Regions from separate parts of the Homo sapiens genome. Here all the other regions are linked to region 2. The links are chromatin contacts, found by Hi-C or POLR2A ChIA-PET in ENCODE. All regions are on one chromosome and are shown on one strand. Each heading gives the region's core, a stretch centred on a gene start or an enhancer-like site at or near the end of the contact. The rest is flanking DNA. Distances are from core to core; before and after follow the strand shown. Region 1 holds the start of CDC14A (cell division cycle 14A). Region 2 holds the start of DPYD (dihydropyrimidine dehydrogenase). Region 3 holds the start of RTCA (RNA 3'-terminal phosphate cyclase).

Region 1 (3,157 bases), core at 420-2,919, 2.4 Mb before region 2:
AGGCCAATTACTGAGTCTGGCAATGACAGTGTGTCTCCCTGGTCCTACTCTGGGGAATGTTAGGAATCTCCAGTTGCTGTTTGTTGTGGTGGTAGGAAGAACTAAAACAGATAGATGTCTAAAAGAACTGAAGTGTTGAAAGGTTCAAATTCTGTCAATTTTCTCTGAACTTCTCCCCAGGCACCTGAGTCTTAAAAAATTGATATTGTTACTCGTATCATTGGGGGGGAAATGAATAAAACTGCCATAAAAGTGCATAGTGTTTCCTCGTCAAAGAACAAGCTGAATGGCCAAGAGAAAAAAAAACAAAACATAAACTTACTTTTCATAGACCAGCTCCTCATCGATGGAGAAATAGTGGGTATTTACTGTGCTTTTTGGTCTATTCCTTAAAGTAGCAAAATATAACCGATCTGAAAGACAAGTTTAAAAGACAGAAAAAACATATGAGAAGTAGAGAAGTGGAAGTGAAGGTGGGTGGTAACATACGAAGGATCACAATTTAAAGACCCCATTAACACGTGGAATTCTTGCAGAAACCTCATCCCTCCCAGAAAGCTAGAGACTCAAGAGCACAACAGTTAGGCAAGAGGAGGACCTGACCGAGGAACTCAGCGGGGCTCAGAGCACCCACATTTCCCTTGTTTCAGGCCAGCAGAGTAGGCAGGAGCTGGGGGTACCCGCAGAACTGGAGGTGCAAGTTTGGTTCCCAAATCTCCAGACCTCAGCAGCTGCGAGAAGGGGAAGAAAGAGGTGAGCCTCCCGACGCAGCTTCGGAGATTTGAAAAAGAGGAAGGGAGAGAGACTTGGGGGGTGTGGTTGGGGGTGTCCCGAAAACCGAAGCCTGCGATGGTGGAGTAAAGGTGACCGGTGAGCATCCGGAGCAGGCTCCCCATGAGCTGCTGAGTGCCGGAGTACGGGCAGAAGCCGGTGCTGTCCCATTACGAGGCCGAGAGGCCATCCGAGGGAGCTGCAGAGGGAGCAAGGGACACAAGAAAGAGAAGCCGGAAGCAGGGGGTCCTCGGAGAAAGGAGAGTCCCTAGAGGGGACGAGAGCGCGCGCAGCGGCTGCAGGACACTGGCAGCCTCAGGAGAAGGTGGGGACAGTGGCGCGGGAAGTGAAGAGTTGGGGGCAAGAAAGCGTTGGAAGATGCGGGGCGGCTGCTCCTCACCTTTCATGAACTCACAAGCCCCGATTAGTTCCCCTGACTCCGCTGCCATCTTAAGCGAGATACGCACGGGGGAGGGCTGGGTCGTGGCCAGCTGAAGTCACTCGCCCCCGGGGGCTTCCCCACTGCCCAGGAGCCAGGAAGCTCACAGTCCCGAACAACAAGCCTGGCCGAGGGAGGCAGCAGGCGCCGAAGGCGGAGGCGGCTTCGGGGTCAGCGCGCCGGGCGCCCCGGGGACATTCCGAGGGGAACCCGAGCTCGCTCCGCGCGGGGCGCTCACGCCCCTGGCTGTGGCCGCTCCTATTTGGACTCGGCTGCTGCAGCTGCTGCTCCGCCGCCGCCGCGCCTGGGAAACGCAGACCAGCTCTCAGGGCAGGGCAAAGTCTTCCCCCGGCTTCCAAAGTGATCATGGAGGAGGAGACTTCTGGTCCCGATCGCGCCCGTGGCTACTCGAGCGGCAGCCGGGAGGACTTCAGTGCCCGCGGGCTGGCAGCAGCTGCTCCGGATCCTCCTTCGCCACCTCCTTTCAGCAGTTACTCTTCCTCCTCCTCCTCCCCCTGGGTCCGCCCCCAGACCTTCCTCCCCGCCCTCCCTCAGCCCCCTCCACTTTCACGACTCCGCGGCCATCCCTTAAAGGGACAGCCCCGCTCCTTTCTCCGCAGCAGCCCCAGTTACCAGGCGCCCCGCGGGTCACTAGGAGCCGGTTGCTAAGGCTTTGTTGCCGTCCACCAATTGCTGTTCAGGAAACGGGGCCCTCGGCCCAGGGGAGCGGGCGGGGCCTGTAGGCCAGAAACTTATGAATGAAACGGCGGGGTTGAGAGTGGACATCGCCAAAGGCGCTGTCGCGGCCTCGGAGGCTAGGATGTGCTGGCGCCCCCTTTCTTTTCTGCACCCTCTAAGTCTTGTCCCACTCCAGATTTCTTTTCTCTCTCTCTCTCATTCTCTTTCTTTCTCGCCCACTCACCCATGCTCTTCTAAACTCTTGTAGGGCGCGCGCGCGCGCACACACACACACACACACACACACACACACTCGTAAAAACCTCAGATCTCCGTGCCCTGCCTCGCCTCTAGCTAACATTTCAGCCACCCCCCACGCCCAACACTGAGGGGGTCTGCATCTTTATAAAAAATACAATTGAAAAAGAAGCACCAGCTCCTAGCTCACAGTACATGTATTGGTTTCCTCTACACATACCAGACTCTGATATAACTTGTACTTTGTTCTCACGGGACAAAAAGTTTCCCATCTGGTTCTCCACGCCCTCTCATCTGGGCCGCCAATGTGAGCGCAAAAGCATCACAGATGCCTAATCTTTACAGTGCTCCGGTCCCGGAGGGGCGGGGCGAGACCGCTGAGCCAGCCTGGGCGGGCGCGGAGGGAACAGGAGAGAGAGGAGAGTCCACTGGTCCAAGGAGGAAGGTTAACACAAAGGAATTTCTTTACATAGTCTCAGCTGAAGCGCTCCAGGCAGGAGTCCCGCTAAAAGAGGCCATTGACTTGTCTCTGCGAGGCTCTACGTACTGTTTGAACAACTTGAACGCTGGGCGTCCTAAGGCTGTACCTAATCAGAGTGCAGTCCCTTCCATACGAAAATGGCGCTACAGACCGACTATCCGAAGAGCATGCGCTCTGAGAGGTCTCTCCAGAAACAGCAAGAAACTTGTGGCGGCGTTTTCCTTCGCAGTCGCTTGTTGACCTCTAGGGAGAAAGGGGGCGCACCCGTGCAGAGCTGACTGAGGGAACCAGCCCTTCGAGGGCCAATTGCAGGTTTTGTTTGTGGTTTTTTTTTTTTTAATGTGTGTTTTGTTTTAGACAGGGTCTCGCTCTGTCACCCAGGCCGGAGTGCGGTGGCTCAATCTCTGCTCACTGCAATCTCCACCTCCCGAGTACAAGCGATTCTCGTGCCTCATTCTCCCAAATAGTTGGATCTACAGGCGTGCGCCACCACACCCGGCTAATTTTTGTATTTTTTGTAGAGACCGGGT
Region 2 (3,187 bases), core at 48-2,547:
GATAAAGGAGTCAAAGATGATTCTAAGGTTTCCATTTAACTTTCTAGTGTCTGTTAATATTTGATTCAAGAAAAATGTATCTGTCTTTTAGTAATTTCCAGGTTCTGGAAGGTAATCTGATGGTTTGTTCAGAGAAGCCTTCTCAACCACGCAAGGTACCCATACCCTAGTTATTCTGTCCTATTTTTCTTTTATCTTACAAGCAGGCATCACATTTTCTTACTTGCTTATTTTGAGTATAATCTCCATGACAGTGATGTGTATTCTTGAAGACTATATCCGGAGAACCTAGCACAGTGTCTGTGTCTGGCATATTGAAAATGCTCAATAAACATATTCGTTGAATAAAACGATGAATGGACTAATGAAAAAATAATAAGGGAGAAATACTTGACTCCAAGGTGTCACTACCTAGCCAAGTGCATGAAGGAGTGCCGCAAATGTCCTAACGGAAGTAGAAAGTGTTATGGTAGAAGAGAGGTGGGATGCATCTAACAGGGGTGGGGGGGGGGCGGGGAGAAAAGGAGAGAGGTCTGGAGTACACATATCCTCAAAAAACGAGGTGAATGTTTTCTGGATTGGGACCAACTCTACAGGAAATCTCTCCCTTCTCCTCAGCAAGCTCTAGAGCAAAAACGAAGAGCAACTTTTCAAAAGAGTTTCACGTTTTAGAATAAAAAATATTTAAAAAAATAACCATTAAAATGAGACTTTCCTGCAAAAAGACAACCTTGATTATGTACCACCTGCAGCACTTCCTGTATGCTGCTGCGGGCTGTGGATGTTTTTGCTCGCCTCCCTCCCCTCCCCGCTGGGGCTGTGAACTCTCAGAAGACCGGTGCTTTGGTATCCTCCACTGCAGCTCAAACCCCGCCCACCTACTTGGTGGATGGATGGAGGAACATCTACTATTTCATCCTTGAGGAGTTCCTGAAAATGCAGTTGCCCCTCAAACAATGTATCTACATCTCGCGGGGTTTCTGTGGAAGAAAAGAAAAAGTGCAAGTTGTTGCTTGGAGCGCGGACTGCTTTTACCTTTGCCTGGGGATCCCTCCTATCTGGCCCCGCCTGCCTAGCTCTGTTTTTAGCAGTTTAGAGATTAAAGGCCAGTCCCCAGAGCGGGTGCTCTACTCCCTCCCTCCCTTCTGCTTGCAGGCTGGGGCGCGGAGCGGGCTGAACTGGGAAGGCCGGGCTGCGGCTGCCGTGCCTGGCGCGGGAGCCGCAGGACCGAGAGCGCAGCCCCGCCCCGGGGGCGTTGCCGCCCCGCGCCCGCTCCGCCCCCGCGCCGCCGGCCCTAGTCTGCCTGTTTTCGACTCGCGCTCCGGCTGCTGTCACTTGGCTCTCTGGCTGGAGCTTGAGGACGCAAGGAGGGTTTGTCACTGGCAGACTCGAGACTGTAGGCACTGCCATGGCCCCTGTGCTCAGTAAGGACTCGGCGGACATCGAGGTACGGACTTCGCGCCGGCTCGTCGGTGGTGGCGGGGTGGTGGGGAGTGCTCTGCGGGTAGGTGCCGGGGAGGCCCCCGCGGCCCCCGCACCCCGGAGAGTGAGAGACGCGGGAAAGTTTCCCCCGTGGGAGCTCTGCGGGGGAGCGGAGGAGCGCGGAGCCACAGGCCCGCGTGGGCAGGCGGGGAGCTCAGGGGAGGACTTTCCGCTACTGGAGGGGTTGCCCTTTGCGTCGGGACCTGTTTACTTCGGAAGAGATTTCAGGAAGCCTGTCTTGTCCTCCTCTGAATGTCAGTGACTGAAGAAGCACTGGAGTTCCAGAGAGGTGGACTCTAGGGGGTAGGAGTGCCCATTTCCCACACGTTCTACCCCTTCACCTCCTGTATGTCGTTTCTGGACACCTCCACTGCCCCCATTTCCAATAGCTGAATCCTGCTATTTGCAAAGGTGAAGCATAGAAATAAAACATCTGTGTGTCAGCTGTAGCAGTCGCCTCTAGTCATAGTATTGTTTATGAAATAATTTAACATGGAGAGAATGGAACGAAGTATTCAGAACATGAAAAATGCAGTGCCCTCAGAAAAACTAACTGTATTTTTCTCTCCTCTCAACGGTTTTTGATTCCCTCTTGCACTCCGTTTCTGTTAAAAAAAATCTTTTTTTATGTAAATAAGGTCCTACCTGAAACGACATGGCATTTCCTTTCTCTCTAGTATCTTAATATATGCGATGAAAAGGATTTAATTATCAACAGTGATTTTACACATACTAAACCTAGGTCAGCACTTTTGAGCTAAGACAAACTGATTTTTAGTTTTCTGTTTTGTTTGGGGCTTTTCTTTATTTGAGTCTTCTACTCTGGTAGAAAATTATGTGTGTGTGTGTTTTCTTTAGAAATAACAAAATTTTCCTTTCGTCAGTCCTTTTGGCGGCTTAAGTAAAAGTTTTGCAAACCACCTGTTTGCAAAATAGCTGCTTTTGCCACATTTTGCCTCCGTAATTGAAGAAACTTTATATTCTGGGAGGAAGTAGTCCTGTTTTCTCCAGGCTCCATAACTTGGTTTGAAAAATCATTTTAGTAACAAGAGCCAAAGTGTATTATGTGGACATCTCTGGTTAGTTTACTTTTGGTTTCTGTTTTGGAGAGTTGACTTTTTGATATTGAGCAATATGATATATTTAACAAATAGTTGTTCATCTGTGTGCAGGATAATAGATACTTGTCTTTTTCTATATTTCATTTAGGGTAGTCTATTCCTTTTTGGTCCTTGTGACTTTGACTTAACTTTTTAAAAAATTTTATTTACTAAGTCGAAAAACAAGCTTCTGACAGTATTAAGGCAGTATTGATTTAAGATATCGGAGTTGACTTAGGATGGGTGGCTTTTGGCTCTTTAATTTCAGAATGGTGTGTTATCTGCTTAACTGATTTCTTTCTCTGCAGTTGTCTTCGAAATCAGTTCTTACATTCTACTGAGGAGAAAGATGCCAGTGAAACATTGAATGCCAAGCTTGATTTCATATATTGTTTCAACTAAGAACATTTAAGAAGCCCATCCTTCCCACTCCCTCCACTCAATTCAACCTTAGTCTATATGGCCAGTTTGCCTAATATTACTTTTAATCTAGATTGCTGGTGTTCAAACACCTTCAGCTCTTATGTAGTTCATATGTGCAACACTTTAATCAGTAACATCTTTCATCACTCACAGCACCTTACTTTTCCCTCAAAGTAATACCC
Region 3 (2,920 bases), core at 42-2,541, 2.3 Mb before region 2:
TCCAGAACTGTGAGGAAATAAATTTCTGTTGTTTAAGCTCCACTCTGTGTGTGGCATTTTGTTATGGCAGCCCTAGCAAACTAATACAACACCTACAGCCTAATGAATTGGATTCCCCTGTTGGTGAACTGGAGGGCTGCAAACTATGACAAAGGCAATTAACATTAACATATCAGTAATTGCCTTTTGGTAATTTCAAAACTGTAGACAAAAGACTGAGACCGCTGATTTATTAAAATGTAATAAATACAGAATACATACAAAGCAATCAGTGTGGCTTCAAACCTGGGTCCTCTTCTAGCAGGTGCATGTACCTGAAGCTCAACTAGTGGCATGCCCAGCTACCCAGACAGAAGAAATAAGGTCAAATGTCAAGGTGTTTCCCTCTCCACAACAGATAATTCTGGTCATAACAGCTCTCTGGAGGTATGAATGAAGGCTGGGATAACACATCTCAGGATTCTTTCCTGTTTTATGATTCTAAAACTGACAGCAGAACCAGAATGCACTGGTTATAAAACAGGGTTTCCTCTGGCGTCACAAGCATTTCTGCCCTATCTATCTTGCCAGCTCATACGTGCTGTTCGGATATTTGGAATGCCCGGTGAGGTGAGAAAACATTTTAAAAGCTAGCTCTTCAGCAAATGACACTATTTAGTCAAACAGAGAAAACTCGAGACCATTTCTAAACTCACCCCTCCAGGCTTTCAAGACTTTACAACCCAGGCCACCGCCCAGGCAGAGTGCCCCGCCCTGGATCGCCCATACCTGCGTCTGGGACCTTCTGGGTTCCACCACTCGGACTCCCGATGCCCCAGCCCGGCAGCCCGACCCCCCGATCCCCCAGCTTCACGGCCCAACTCCCCCTCCAGCCAGATTTACCTCAGGCCTGGCGTGCTCCGGCCGGCTCGGATCTTCTGCACCCGCAAGGGGAGGCCTAGGAGACAGCTCAAGGCCGTAGAGACTCTCAGGATCTGGCCGCCCTGCAAAGGTTGGGGTACAGGGAGAAGAGAAGTAAGCACACCGGTGGTGAGAGCTCCCCTCCTTAGTTAGGCTGCAGCCCCGGCCGCTTCGCTCTGTACTCACCCCTTCCATGATGCTGCCATCGACCTCCACCCGCGGCCCCGCCATGGGGGACACCCTGGGGCCCAGCCCGCAGCGACAAAGCCTCCGCCAGAGCGGGAGAAAGAAGAGACGTTGGCTCCCGCCCAGTAGTTCAGAAACCTTGGTTCATGCCTGGGGCGCAGGAGCCTGACGAGAAAGCGGAAGAAGCGGCGCCTCTCGGGACACTGGAGTCAGCAGAAACGAACCCCCGGGTTCGCCCAGTTCCGCAGTCAGTGCGCATGCGCGTAGCTCGGCTTAAAGGAGCCGCGCTGGGAACACTGCGGTCGGGGCGAGGAAGCTGCCGGGGAAGTGAGATGACGGTCGCGGGGGTGCCCAGGAGCCCTGAAAAACTTGTGCCCTGGGCACGGCAAAATCTGCAGGTTGCAGAAAGTCTCAACTGTAAGATAACTCCTCCAGTTATCCCGCAGGCTTGTGCTTTATCTCTGTTTTGTGGGTAAATATGTGTTTATATCTGTTTTCTCGAGGATCCTGGCATACCCCGAGGTGCCGACTTTTAGAGCTGAAGATGCAAGAAAGATTGGGATCCTGCGATGCACCGAACCTGTCTCTCGAAGTGTGTGCGCCCTGGTACATTGATACTCTTGGCCTTTGGTTCCTTGCGGTGTGCGTGTTTGTGTATGCGGAGTGTGTTATCTTTCTTTCTAGGGTGACACACCATTTATTTGAGAGGCGGGAAAGGCAGAATCACTAGTTTAATATTCTGAAAAGCCAAAGTTATGCCATTTTGCTTGAGAGTGAGTGCAAGCTCTTGACTCCCAGGAACAGTGCAGCTAACAATTCACCTCAGGCGAGGGCAGAAGCAATAGCCAGCTTCTTGGTTCTGCCTGTGGCTCAGTTCCTACATAATTGAGTACCAAATAATATGTAAACCTCTAGGGAAGCAAAAAAGAGTAATTCAGCTTCTACCCCCGAAGTTATTGGAGGTATAATGGAGAGACTGAGACGTAATCAATTACAATGTCATCCTCAATAATAATTAACATGTACTGTATTTAGAGTTTATTATGGGGACAATTACAATATATTAATAATATACTGTAACAATAACAGGCAACACTTATTGAGCACTTAGGTGTTGTGCACTGCATGCATTCATAACATGATAAAGTACTTACTGTTTTTACTGTTTTACAGCTTCCTGTGTTAAACAATTTGCTACAAGGTCACACAATTTTAACTAGAAGACTGAGATGTGAACCTGGGTGGTCTGATGTGAACACCACTGTCTGGTAATCCCAACGCTCTGCTGCTTTGCGACAGAGAATGTTTTAGGGAACACACAGACTATGTACTTAACCAAATCTGGAATTTGCCGTAAGATATTAATCAGAGAAGTAATGATACTTGCATTTTAAAATGAAGGCTTTGGCAGTAGGAGAAGGGTGAATAAGAGGCTTAAGAGCCTGAAGGGAGAAATGCCAATGATACAATTATCCAGCAAGAAATAATCAGAAGTTGAAGTAAGGCAATGATGGTAGGGATGGAATATAAAAAAGCTGTACCCCTATCTGACATCTTTATTGGGGGAACCCGCCCCCAATATTTCAACGTAGGTTCTTTCTATTTTCCATAAGTGTTGGCCAGCTGAGAAATAAAGAGAGACAGTATAAAGAGAGGAATTTTACAGCTGAGCCACCGGGGGTGACATCACATATCGGTAGGACCATGATGCCCGCCTGAGTCTCAGACCAGCAAGTTTTTATTAAGGGTTTCAAAAGGGGAGGGGGTGTAAGAACAGGGAGTAGGTACAAAAGTACAAAGATCACATGCTTCAAAAGGCAAAAAGACCTTACTA

What was found. A loop is a pair of places that touch in the nucleus more often than their neighbours do. ChIA-PET counts read pairs that join two places held with the same protein, here RNA polymerase II (POLR2A). Pooled maps may share reads with other maps.
Region 1: a loop to region 2 is called in a pooled map, with 10 times the contacts of the local background. The contact joins the promoter of CDC14A here to the promoter of DPYD in region 2. A Hi-C loop is called at or near these places in 6 of 50 pooled maps. POLR2A ChIA-PET finds 5 or more read pairs at or near these places in 2 of 52 experiments (CD8-positive, alpha-beta T cell and naive thymus-derived CD4-positive, alpha-beta T cell).
Region 3: a pooled map shows a loop between it and region 2 (4-fold over the local background). The contact joins the promoter of RTCA here to the promoter of DPYD in region 2. A Hi-C loop is called at or near these places in 1 of 168 maps with a recorded cell type or tissue (CD8-positive, alpha-beta T cell) and 3 of 50 pooled maps. POLR2A ChIA-PET finds 5 or more read pairs at or near these places in 2 of 52 experiments (A673 and naive thymus-derived CD4-positive, alpha-beta T cell).

Annotation. Positions count from the first base shown.
Region 1 is chr1:100,351,018-100,354,174 of GRCh38, reverse strand. It overlaps CDC14A (cell division cycle 14A), which reads right to left and starts at 1,669. Exons shown (of 16, transcript NM_003672.4): 1 at 1,172-1,669; 2 at 323-413. The coding sequence starts at 1,220. RefSeq lists enhancers at 543-792, 833-1,142, 2,393-2,442, 2,483-2,912 and silencers at 1,723-1,772, 1,803-1,892.
Region 2 is chr1:97,919,144-97,922,330 of GRCh38, reverse strand. DPYD (dihydropyrimidine dehydrogenase) reads left to right here and starts at 1,297. Exons shown (of 23, transcript NM_000110.4): 1 at 1,297-1,447. The coding sequence starts at 1,409. RefSeq lists a silencer at 1,092-1,491.
Region 3 is chr1:100,264,587-100,267,506 of GRCh38, reverse strand. RTCA (RNA 3'-terminal phosphate cyclase) reads right to left here and starts at 1,291. Exons shown (of 11, transcript NM_003729.4): 1 at 1,087-1,291; 2 at 883-983. The coding sequence starts at 1,131. RTCA-AS1 (RTCA antisense RNA 1) reads left to right here and starts at 1,333. Exons shown (of 3, transcript NR_110435.1): 1 at 1,333-1,503; 2 at 1,590-1,678; 3 at 2,260-2,765. RefSeq lists enhancers at 1,123-1,482, 1,051-1,600.